Regions from separate parts of the Homo sapiens genome. Here region 2 is linked to region 1. Evidence: read pairs that join two places in POLR2A ChIA-PET (ENCODE). Cell type or tissue: A673. All regions are shown on one strand.

The links. ChIA-PET counts read pairs that join two places held together with the same protein. Peaks named below come from ENCODE experiments on the same cell type or tissue, not always from the same donor. Only the 100,000 strongest peaks of a DNase experiment are listed, where the experiment ranks them.
Region 2: POLR2A ChIA-PET joins it to region 1 with 5 read pairs; 4 of 35 experiments call an interaction of 5 or more read pairs at or near these places.

What each region holds. Positions count from the first base shown.
Region 1 is chr13:100,122,582-100,127,581 of GRCh38, forward strand. All of the region lies in intron 4 of PCCA (propionyl-CoA carboxylase subunit alpha), which reads left to right. Among named protein-coding and RNA genes, the nearest start is that of PCCA, 36 kb to the left of the region's middle. In A673, no CTCF peak of the experiment used is centred here; a DNase peak (open chromatin) is centred at 1,900.
Region 2 is chr13:99,716,474-99,721,473 of GRCh38, forward strand. All of the region lies in intron 1 of CLYBL (citramalyl-CoA lyase), which reads left to right. Among named protein-coding and RNA genes, the nearest start is that of CLYBL-AS1, 10 kb to the right of the region's middle. RefSeq lists an enhancer at 163-952. In A673, no CTCF peak of the experiment used is centred here; no DNase peak of the experiment used is centred here.

The sequences.
Region 1 (5,000 bases):
TTCATCAAAGTTTCTAGCTTATTGGTATAGTATTTTCTTATTTTTATTTTATAAGGTCAGTAGTAATGTCTCCTCTTTCATTCCTAAATTTAGACATTTGAGCCTTCCCTTTTTTCTTGGTCACTGGCCTAGTCTGTTCAGGCTTGTTATGGATTGTCATAGTCTGGGTGGCTTATAAACAACAGGAATTTATTTCTCATAGTTCTGGAGGCTGATAAGTCAAGATTGAGGCACTGTTAGATGTTGTCCCTGGTGAGGGCTCCTTTCTTAGTTTCTTAGTGGAGCCTTCTTGCTGTGTCCTCACATGGTGGAAGGAGCAAGGGAAGGATCTCATTCATGAGGTCTCTGCCACAAGTGTTCTGAAATAGCATTCCAGAAGTACAAGGTGATACAGTTAGTCAAGAGCTATAAATTGGTGGATAGGAAAGGCAAAAATAAGAAGATTGTATTGAGTTTCTAGTTATACAATGAACTGAATAACTCCTTTTCTTTTGAGACAAATTCTCACTCTGTCGTCCAGGCTGGAGTGCAATGGCACCATCTTGGTTCATTGCAACCTCCGCCTCACAGGTTCAAGCATTCTCATGCCTCAGCCTCCCGAGTAGCTAGGATTACAGGTGCCTGCCACCATGCCTGGCTAGGATTTGTATTTTAGTAGAGTTGGGGTTTCACCATATTGGCCAGGCTGGTCTCAAACTACTGACCTCAGGTGATCCACCCTCCTCGGCTTCCCAAAGTGCTGGGATTACAGGCGTGAGCCACTGCACCTGGCCCTGAATAACTCTTTAGAAACAGAAAAAATCTCTGGTGGTTGGTTAAATAGTAAATATAAATAAATCTATAAATTTCCTATATATCAATAAGGTAGAAAATACAACAAGAAATGTAACCTCGTAGAAGCAATGGAAATGATAAAACACTGTATGATGTGAATTTAAAATGAAATTTTTAGGACTTACATGAGGACTTCTTATTTTTGTATAGGGAAACCGATTTTTAAAAATGCTCTTTTCTGTACATTTTCTATTAAATCCTAATATAACAACATAATGGGGGGGGATTGACAAAGAGTAAATATGCAAGAATAGCCTAGATAATTCTGAGGAAAATTGATGGGGAGTAGCCTAACATATTAAAATACATTTTAATACATTGTAAGTCAGCAAGAAGACATAGGTCTATGGAATACATTTGTTAGATTTTAGGCAGTGGGATGATGTGGGAGGATTTTTGAGTTGTTAAAGAGGGTCTCATGAATATTATGTGGATTTAGAAGACAAGGTAATTCTAGGATTGCTTGCCTCTAATTTACTGAGATTTTTAGGTATCTCAGAGAAGATAAGAAATATAAGGAATGAGAAATGTTTAATGGCTTTAGTGACTAGGAGTTTCTAAATGGACACATGGGCCCATTTCATTAGTTTGGTGAATAGTGAGAGCAAAGAATTTGGGAATTTAAGATTGTTGTACTTCTCCAAATGAATGTTTTAAGTATAAAGACTAGTATGTCTTTCCACAAAAATGGTAAAATATATTGTCACATTTATATCAAACTGCTAAAATAAGTTTTGATATTTTTTAAAAAATGAGATCTCATCAGGTTAAATGAAAAGAGTTGAGAATCTTCATTCCCAAAGAGGAAAATGATTCTGTATATCAACAGAATCATTCAACCTTTGACTGTATTCTCTATCTACGTTCCTAAATTGAACCTATCTATACATATTTTGTTGCTTTGTCTGTGTACAGTCATGTTGGATTTAAATGAGAAATATCTGATTTTACCACGTTGAAACAAGAACCTAAAATTAGGGAAGTATTCACTGTGACTCACATCTTACCCAGGCAGCCTGCTGTTGAAAGGATGATCCCTGGTGCGCACTGTAGTCTCAGCCTCAGGATTCTATAATGAGATTGAGTGGGGTTTCCTGTGAGCACTCTGGGGTGATTGACAGTAAGGTGAGGGCAGTCATCACTTTTTATGCCTACCCTTGATGATATGTCCCTGCTGTCTGGGGAGGGACCGAGGACGAATAGGACTTGGTGATGTCTAAGTAATTAGTGTATGTTGGTTCCAGCTGAACAAACTGGAGGGTAATGATCAGGTAAATGGAAATGGAACACATTAATGCAGACTAAGGTATAAAAGACCTTAGGGTTAAACTTTTCAACATTTTATGGGATTATTAGAATATCTTTATTTCATTTTTTATATTTACATGTCTCTGTATATACATACACTTATTTATATTTTTGTCAGTGTATCTTCAGTTTTACCTTAGATGTATATAGAGATGAAAGCAACTTAAATGTGAAAACCTCAAACGCATTTTTTCTCCTTTACATGATTTCAGAATATTTTCAAACTTTTTCTGTTTGGAAAGGAGTTAAGGTTCTTAATTAAACATTTTCTTTTTAATTTCACAAAAATTGTTAATGGACTTGTTTGGAGCTGATGCCTATCACTGATCCTCAAATAGGAGCAAATGACTAAAGTCAGGCTTGGAAAACTTTTTTGGGGTGTTAACTGAAAAGTATCAGGTGACCTTTTATTTGTGTGTGTGTGTGTGTGTGTGTGTGTACTTGAGAATGTTATATTTCAGTAACATTTTCTTAAACTGCCTTTTCTTAGTAAAGGATATTTTAAGATGATGGCTGTCCTGGTCCATGTTTCACAGTTGGTCTTAATTAGATCAGAAATATTTCCAGACATTTAGGTTGCAATAGGAAATCTATAGGATTCTTAATTTATTCTTACAAAAGGTATTTATAGTTGCCATTCTTCAATATTAACTTTCCTTATCAACAGCAAAAAGTCTTACGGCAAAGCCTCTGGAGAGTGACTGCAGTACTGCATTTAATGGGAAGGGAGGAATTGTTTGCCTTAGTATATGGTTTTGAATCTGGGAGTCTGGTAATTAGGTAATCAAAGGGTTTAAAAAATGGCATAATGGCTTTAAAACTTGCTATTGCTCACTTTTCTTATAAAACTTAGCTTTCAGAAATCTTTTTAGATTAAGAATACAATGTACCTACTATGCAAATTTAAAACAATAGACTTTTCATTAAAGAACTAACCAGGAGAAGAAAGCATTTAAGATGTGTAGACATTTCTTTTCCTTTTCTTTTTTTCTTTTATTGTCTTTGGAAAAACTTATTTTGCAGAAACAGTATACTGTATCAATTTTAAGTGTTTTGATTATCTTTGACTTGGCTAAATTATTTTCTCTGCATTTTTGGGTAAAATGGAATAGGATGGGATTCCTGGTAGGTATTTGTTCACATTAATACTATATTTAATTGGAGATCCTGCAGAATAGTAGCAGGAGGCTGAAGAGAATTATTTAGCATTAGCAATGGCTCGTCTGGGAGTTGTGGACTAATCAAGGCGCTGTAGTGTTAGTGGTGGGGATGATGGGAATTATGACGATTATGACATGTAAGCATGTCTGTGTACGAATTGGACAGGCAATGAGTTAATCAAGAAGTATGTTAAATGGCTCCCATGCTGATTCATTATTATCTACCATAGTGCCTGTCAGGTTGTGTATTTAAAAAACACAATCATTGCCAAATTCAATATGTATATGAGCTGAATTCAGCCATTGTTTGCTTTTCCATAAAATAACCTCAGATTTCCTTATATGTATAAAAATAGAAAATTGTGTCAACTGTGCTGTGATTTGTGTTTATAGTATGGTATCTTTTTTTTTTAACAGAGTCATTTAAACCTATGTTTGCTTTGCCCTTTCATATATTCGTGTAAATATTCTCTGGCTTGTTTTCTATGCATAAAGGGTTTGGGTTTGAAAGTGAAATTTATGTGTCTTTACTTTTCAAGATGAAAAAATAATTCCAGTATTTCAGAGACAAATTAATATTTAACACATGAACTATGGACAAATCAAAGCATGAATCTTTTCCACCATCAAAATGCTTGAATTTAAATTGGGGGTGGGGGTGGAAACCTCCTTTGCTGTAGCGGGGGGTCTCTTTGTGCCAGGTAGACAGACCCATTCTGTGCCCAGCATGGTTGGGGTTATCTGTCAGGAAACTATCTATTAGAAATGCTAGAAATGTATGTATTTTGGGGGAATGGAACTAATAAATTGAATTCCTTTTAGAAAATAAATTGAAATGCAGCATAAATCCATGAGCAAACTGGATTATATCTCTAGGCAAATTTAAAGAGTTATTGTACAGATGAACACCATTTTTTTTTATTATTGTGAGCACTGCCAAATTTAATAAAACTTTCTACCAAACTGTGACTTTCATGTATTAACTTAATTAAAGCAGTGTTATGGGTAATACTCAGTGTTAACCTGTGGATGGCTGTTATTGAAATCCATTATCAATGGAGTCAGTATTAGTGGTCAGCAGCATCAGAAGTAAAACTTGCAACCAAGACCCTCCCATGGGTGCTGTGAGCTCAGCAGGTTAAATTGTCAAAAACCAGTAAAGCTTCTTAAAGGACTGATAGCTTAAGCCACCCGGAGTTAAAGGTAAACTAGTCATTCCAGTCAAGATGGACTATGACTTTATTTAGCAGTCAGGCAAAAATTATATTTGGGCAGGATTTATATCAGTATCTTCATGTATGACTTATTCATTTGTATGTTCATGTACCTTGCTATTTAAATTCAATAAAACCATCCAGCTTTTTTTAATCTGTGGGAAGTGACTTGTGGATATTTTCTTTTATAAAACGTTAAGGAGATGTCTTAAGACTTTCTGAATTTTTTGTTAATAACTTATACTGAAGTTACTTTTTACTTATACTAAAATTTTAAATTAAGAAAAAAGTGAAATATTGTATTAATATATCTTTTTGGTTTTGTTTATTTTATAATTTCTGGTAAACTTAAACAACATGGTTTTAAAGGGAATTTATGTATTTCAGTGTAATTAGTACCTGCTGTTATGAAAAAGCACCTAATCATGGATTTATTTTTCTCTAAGCAGCTATTTGGGAAGGATCAGAAGTCCTATCTTACTGA
Region 2 (5,000 bases), 410 kb before region 1:
CCCGGGTCCAAATGATTCTCCTGCCTAAGCCTCCCAAGTAGCTGGGATAACAGGCATCTGCCACCATGCCTGGGTAATTTTTATATTTTTAATAGAGACAGGGTTTCACCATGTTGGTCAGGCTGGTCTCAAACTCCTGACCTCAGGTGATCCACCCACCTCGGCCTCCCAAAGTGCTGGGATTACAGGCGTGAGCCACCACGCCCAGCCTATACTTGTTTTTGCCTCCTTCAGTTTTTATGCTTTTTTCAGAAATGAATTGGGAAAAAATTATGTGGGAAACTTTCCCTCTTACTTTAATTTCTTTTCTTTTCTTTTTTTTTTTTTTTTTTTTTGAGACGGAGTTTAGCTCTTGTTGCCCAGGCTGGAGTGCAATGGCACGATCTTGGCTCACCGCAACCTCTGCCTCCCAGGTTCAAGCGATTCTCCTGCCTCAGCCTCCCAAGTAGCTGGGATTACAGGCATGTGCCACCACGTCCAGCTAATTTTGTATTTTTAGTAGAGACGGGGTTTCTCCATGTTGGTCAGGCTGGTCTCAAACTCCTGACCTCAGGTAATCCGCCCACCTTGGCCTCGCAAAGAGCTGGGATTACAGGCGTGAGCCACCACGCCCAGCCCCCCTCTTTAATTTCTTGAACCGCTTGTATAAGATATGAATTATCTGTTTCTTGGGCTGGCATGGTGGCTTACGCCTGTAATCCCAGCACTTTGGGAGGCTGAAGCAGGTGGATCACCTGAGGTTAGGAGTTCAAAACCAGCCTGGACAACATGGTGAAACCCCGTCTCTACTAAAAATTCAAAAATTAGCTGGGTGTGGTGGTGCACACATGCAATTCCAGCTACTCGGGAGGCTGAGGCAGGAGAATTGCTAGAACCCAGGAGGCAGAAGTTGCAGTGAGCTGAGATCATGCCGTTGCACTCCAGCCTGGGCGACAGAGTGAGACTCTATCTCAAAAAAATTAGAAAAAAAAAAAAAAAAAAAAAGAATTATTTTTTATTTTTTTGAGGCAGGGTCTCGGTCTGTTGCCTAGGCTGGAGTGCAGTGGCACGATCTCAGTTCACTGCATCCTCTGCCTCCCAGGCTCCCCGGATCCTCCTGCCTCAGCCTCCTGTGTAACTGGGACTACAGGTACACGCCACCATGCCTGGCTAATTTTTGTATTTTTTGTAGTGATGGGGTTTTGCCATATTGCCCAGGCTGGTCTCAGACTCCTGGGCTCAAGTGATCCTCCCACCTCAGCCTCCCAAAATGCTGGGATTCCATGGGTGAGCCACTGTGAATTCACTGCCTTGAGTAATCTGTTTCTTAAAGGCTTTTGTTAAAACTTGTTAGAAATTATCTGTACAACTTGGGTGTGTATGTGTGTGTGTGTGTATCTGTCTTGACTACTAATGCAGCATATTTAATAACATAGGATCACTTCAGATTTCCTAGCTTTCATTTATTGAATTACAGTACTTTTGATTACTTATATTTATCTGGAATATAGTTCACATTCTCTGTTTTTAAGTTTATTGCCATAAAGTTGTTTTTAGCATTCTCTTACTGTTTTTTGTTTGTTTGCTTTTGTTTTTGTTTTTGTTTTGTAGAGACAGGGTCTCCCTAAGTTGCCCAGGCTGGTCTATAACTCCTGGGCTCAAGTGATCCTCCTGCCTGGGCCTCCCAAAGTACTGAAACTATAGGCATTAGCTACCTCTCCCAGCCTCAGAAGCTTTTCTACACCCTTCCTAGGGGAATGGGGAGATAAGTAGGGGTCACTTAGGGAGTAAATGATTATGAAAAGGGGCATGGGCTTTTGCAAAAATAGGCAGTAGCCTGTCCGGACCAGGTGCCAAGTTCCAGCCTCTTCTAGGTTTGACTCCTGTTGCCTGTTAACCTCCCCTGATAGATTAAAAAAAAGAAAAAAAAAAAAAAACCTAGAGAGGGTTTTCATGACAATTGGCTTCCTTCTGGAGAATCTGCATTTCACTGGATAAGGGAGATTCAGGAAAAGCCCCTCTGCATTTGCTATTTCCCAAATGCCTTCAGCTTGAAGTAACCAGCAAACCAATTCAGCATATTTGGGCTGGTATTTCCTGGACTCGTGTCTATGAGGCAGTGCTTCTTCAGGTGCTGTTCAAGTCTTACTAAATTTATGTCCATTAGATCTATCCATTTCTGCTTCTGGTTGTGAGTTTATCAATTACTTCTGTAATTCTAATAATTTTATTGTTTATTTCAGATGTCTGCAATTTGAGAAATATTTTTCTGATAAAATGTTCTTTTTATCATTAGATAATGATCTTCTTTATCCTGAGAATGTTTTTGCCCTAGTTTCTATCTTGTTTGATATTAATTAATTCAGTCACTCACTCAGCAATACCTGTTGAGAATTTTTTTTTTTTCTGAGCAGAGTTTCGCTCTTGTTGCCCAGGCTGGAGTGCAGTGGCATGATCTCAGCTCACTGCAACCTCCGCCTCCTAGGTTCAAGCGATTCTCTTGCCTCAGCCTCCCCAGTAGCTGGGATTACAGGCATGCACCACCACGCCTGGCTTATTTTGTATTTTTAGTAGAGATTTCTCCTACATGGGGTTTCTCCATGTTGGTCAGGCTGGTCTTGAACTCCCAACCTCAGGTAAGCTGCCTGTTTGGCCTCCCAAAGTGCTGGGATTACAGGCATGAACCACCACACAAGGCCTATTTTTTTTTTTTTTTTAAGACAGGGTCTCTCTCTGTTACCCAGGCTGGAGTACAGTGGTGAGATCACGGCAACCTTCACCTCCTGGGCTCACATGATCTCCCTGCCTCAGCCTTCTGAGTAGCTGAGACTACAGGCAGGCACCACCAAGCCTGGCTGAATTATTTATTTATTTATTAATTATGAGATGGAGTCTTGCTGTGTTACTCAGGCTGGTCTCAAACTCCTGACCTCAAGTGATTCTACTGCCTTGGCCTCCCAAAGTGCTGGGATTAGGCGTGAGCCACCATGTCCAGCCAAGAACCTGTTCTATGCCAGTCACATCAAGAAACAAAACAGGCATCACCTGACAATATATATATATATTTTTTGGAGACGGAGTTTTGCTCTTGTTGCCCAGGCTGGAGTGCAGTGGTGCTATCTCAGCTCACTGCAACCTCCACCTCCTGGGTTCAAGCGATTCTCCTGCCTCAGCCTCCCTAGTAGCTTGGATTACAGGTGCCCGCCACCACACCCAGCTAATTTTTTGTATTTTTAGTAGAGATGGGGTTTCACTACGTTGGCCAGGCTGGTCTCAAACTCCTGACCTCAGACAAGCCACCCACCTCAGCCCCACAAAGTGCTGGGATTACAGGCATGAGCCACTGCACCTGGCTTGACAGTATCTTTTTATTTTAATCACCTTTTTATTTTTTACTTTCAACCATTCTGTGTCCTTCTGTTTTAGGTGTATCTTTTATAAACAGTATTAAATTGAAACTTTTTTTTTCTTTAAATGTAATCTTGGTCTTTTAGCAGGGATATTTAATCTGTTCACATTTGTTGTGATTGCTAATGTAATCAAATTTGGTTTTACTACCATATGTTACTAATTTTATATACTATGCTGTTTACTTACTGTATTTCCCCTTTTCCTGCTTTTCATTGTACTTAGTTCTCTTTATTTTTTTTAAGTTTTATTTATTTTATTATAGTTTTCTTATTTATTCTACTTTGCTTATTTCTTCCTATTGATTTAGAAATTATACATTCTATTTTTTCTTTTGGTGATTACATTTAAAATTTAATATGCATATTTTATTTGAGTCTAAAGTTAATGGATATTTCTCTGCTCTCCTTCTGATCAAAATGCCTCGGAATATTTTGGCTCTGATATTCACTCCCAGTCTTTCGTATTCCCTGTGTAGCATGTTATCAGAGTCTAGTACTTAACTTTTTGGTTCATTTTTTTTTCAGTACTTTGTTTTAAATGAGACAACATTATAATTGATATTGCTGGCTCATTTAGATTTACTTACATGTTTACTCTCTGCTCACCATCGCTCCTTTGGATCCCACTCTTTTCTTTTGGATTGAGTCTTTTTATCCTGAAATATACCATTGGTCACTTCTCTCAGTAAAGGTCTAACAATAGTAACTTTCTTCAGCCTTTGTATGGAGAACGTGTTTATTTTGCCCTTCCTCTTGGATGATTGCTTAGTTGCGTTCAAGGCTAAAAGCTATATTCTCTCAATACTTTGAAAATACTATTCCATTAATTTTTGGTTGATTTTGCTGCTTAGTAACATTCTGCTGTGAAGAAAAATTGTTCTTTTTTCATGGGTAATCTGTCTTTTCTCTCTATGTGTTCTATAGTTTCACTATTATGTGTTAGGTGTTGATTTGTGATTGTTTATCTGGCTCCTGACTGTGCTGTTCAATCTGAGAATGTAAATGCTTCTTTCCATTCTGAAAACATCTCAGTCATAAGTCCTCATTCTTTCTATTCTCTCATTAGCATTTGTTGTAAGGTCTCATGTTCCCTCGTTTCTTAACATCTTCCATCTCCTACTTCTCTGTGCCATGTCCTGTATGATTTCCCCGCATCCATTCTGTAGTTCCCTAATTCTTTTTTTTTTTTTTTCTTTTTGAAATGGAGTTTCACTCTTGCCGCCCAGGCTGGAGTGCAGTGATGTGATATCTGCCCACTGCAACCTCCACCTCCCAGGTTCAAGCGATTCTCCTGCTTAAGCCTCCTGAGTAGCTGGGATTACAGGCACCCACCACCACGCCTGGCTAATTTTCTGTATTTTTAGTAGAGACGGGGTTTCACCATGTTGGCTAGGCTGATCTCGAACTTTGACCGCAAGTGATCCACCCGCCTCAGCCTCCCAAAGTGCTGGGATTACAGGTGTGAGCCATGACTCCCGGCCCCTAATTCTTTTATTGGCCATATGTAATCTAATTTACTTACTATTTCAGTGACTCTGTTTTTTTCCTTCTAAATCTGCTGTTTGGTTCTCTTTCAAATTAATTTTTCTTTTTTTATTTTCTTTTTTTAAA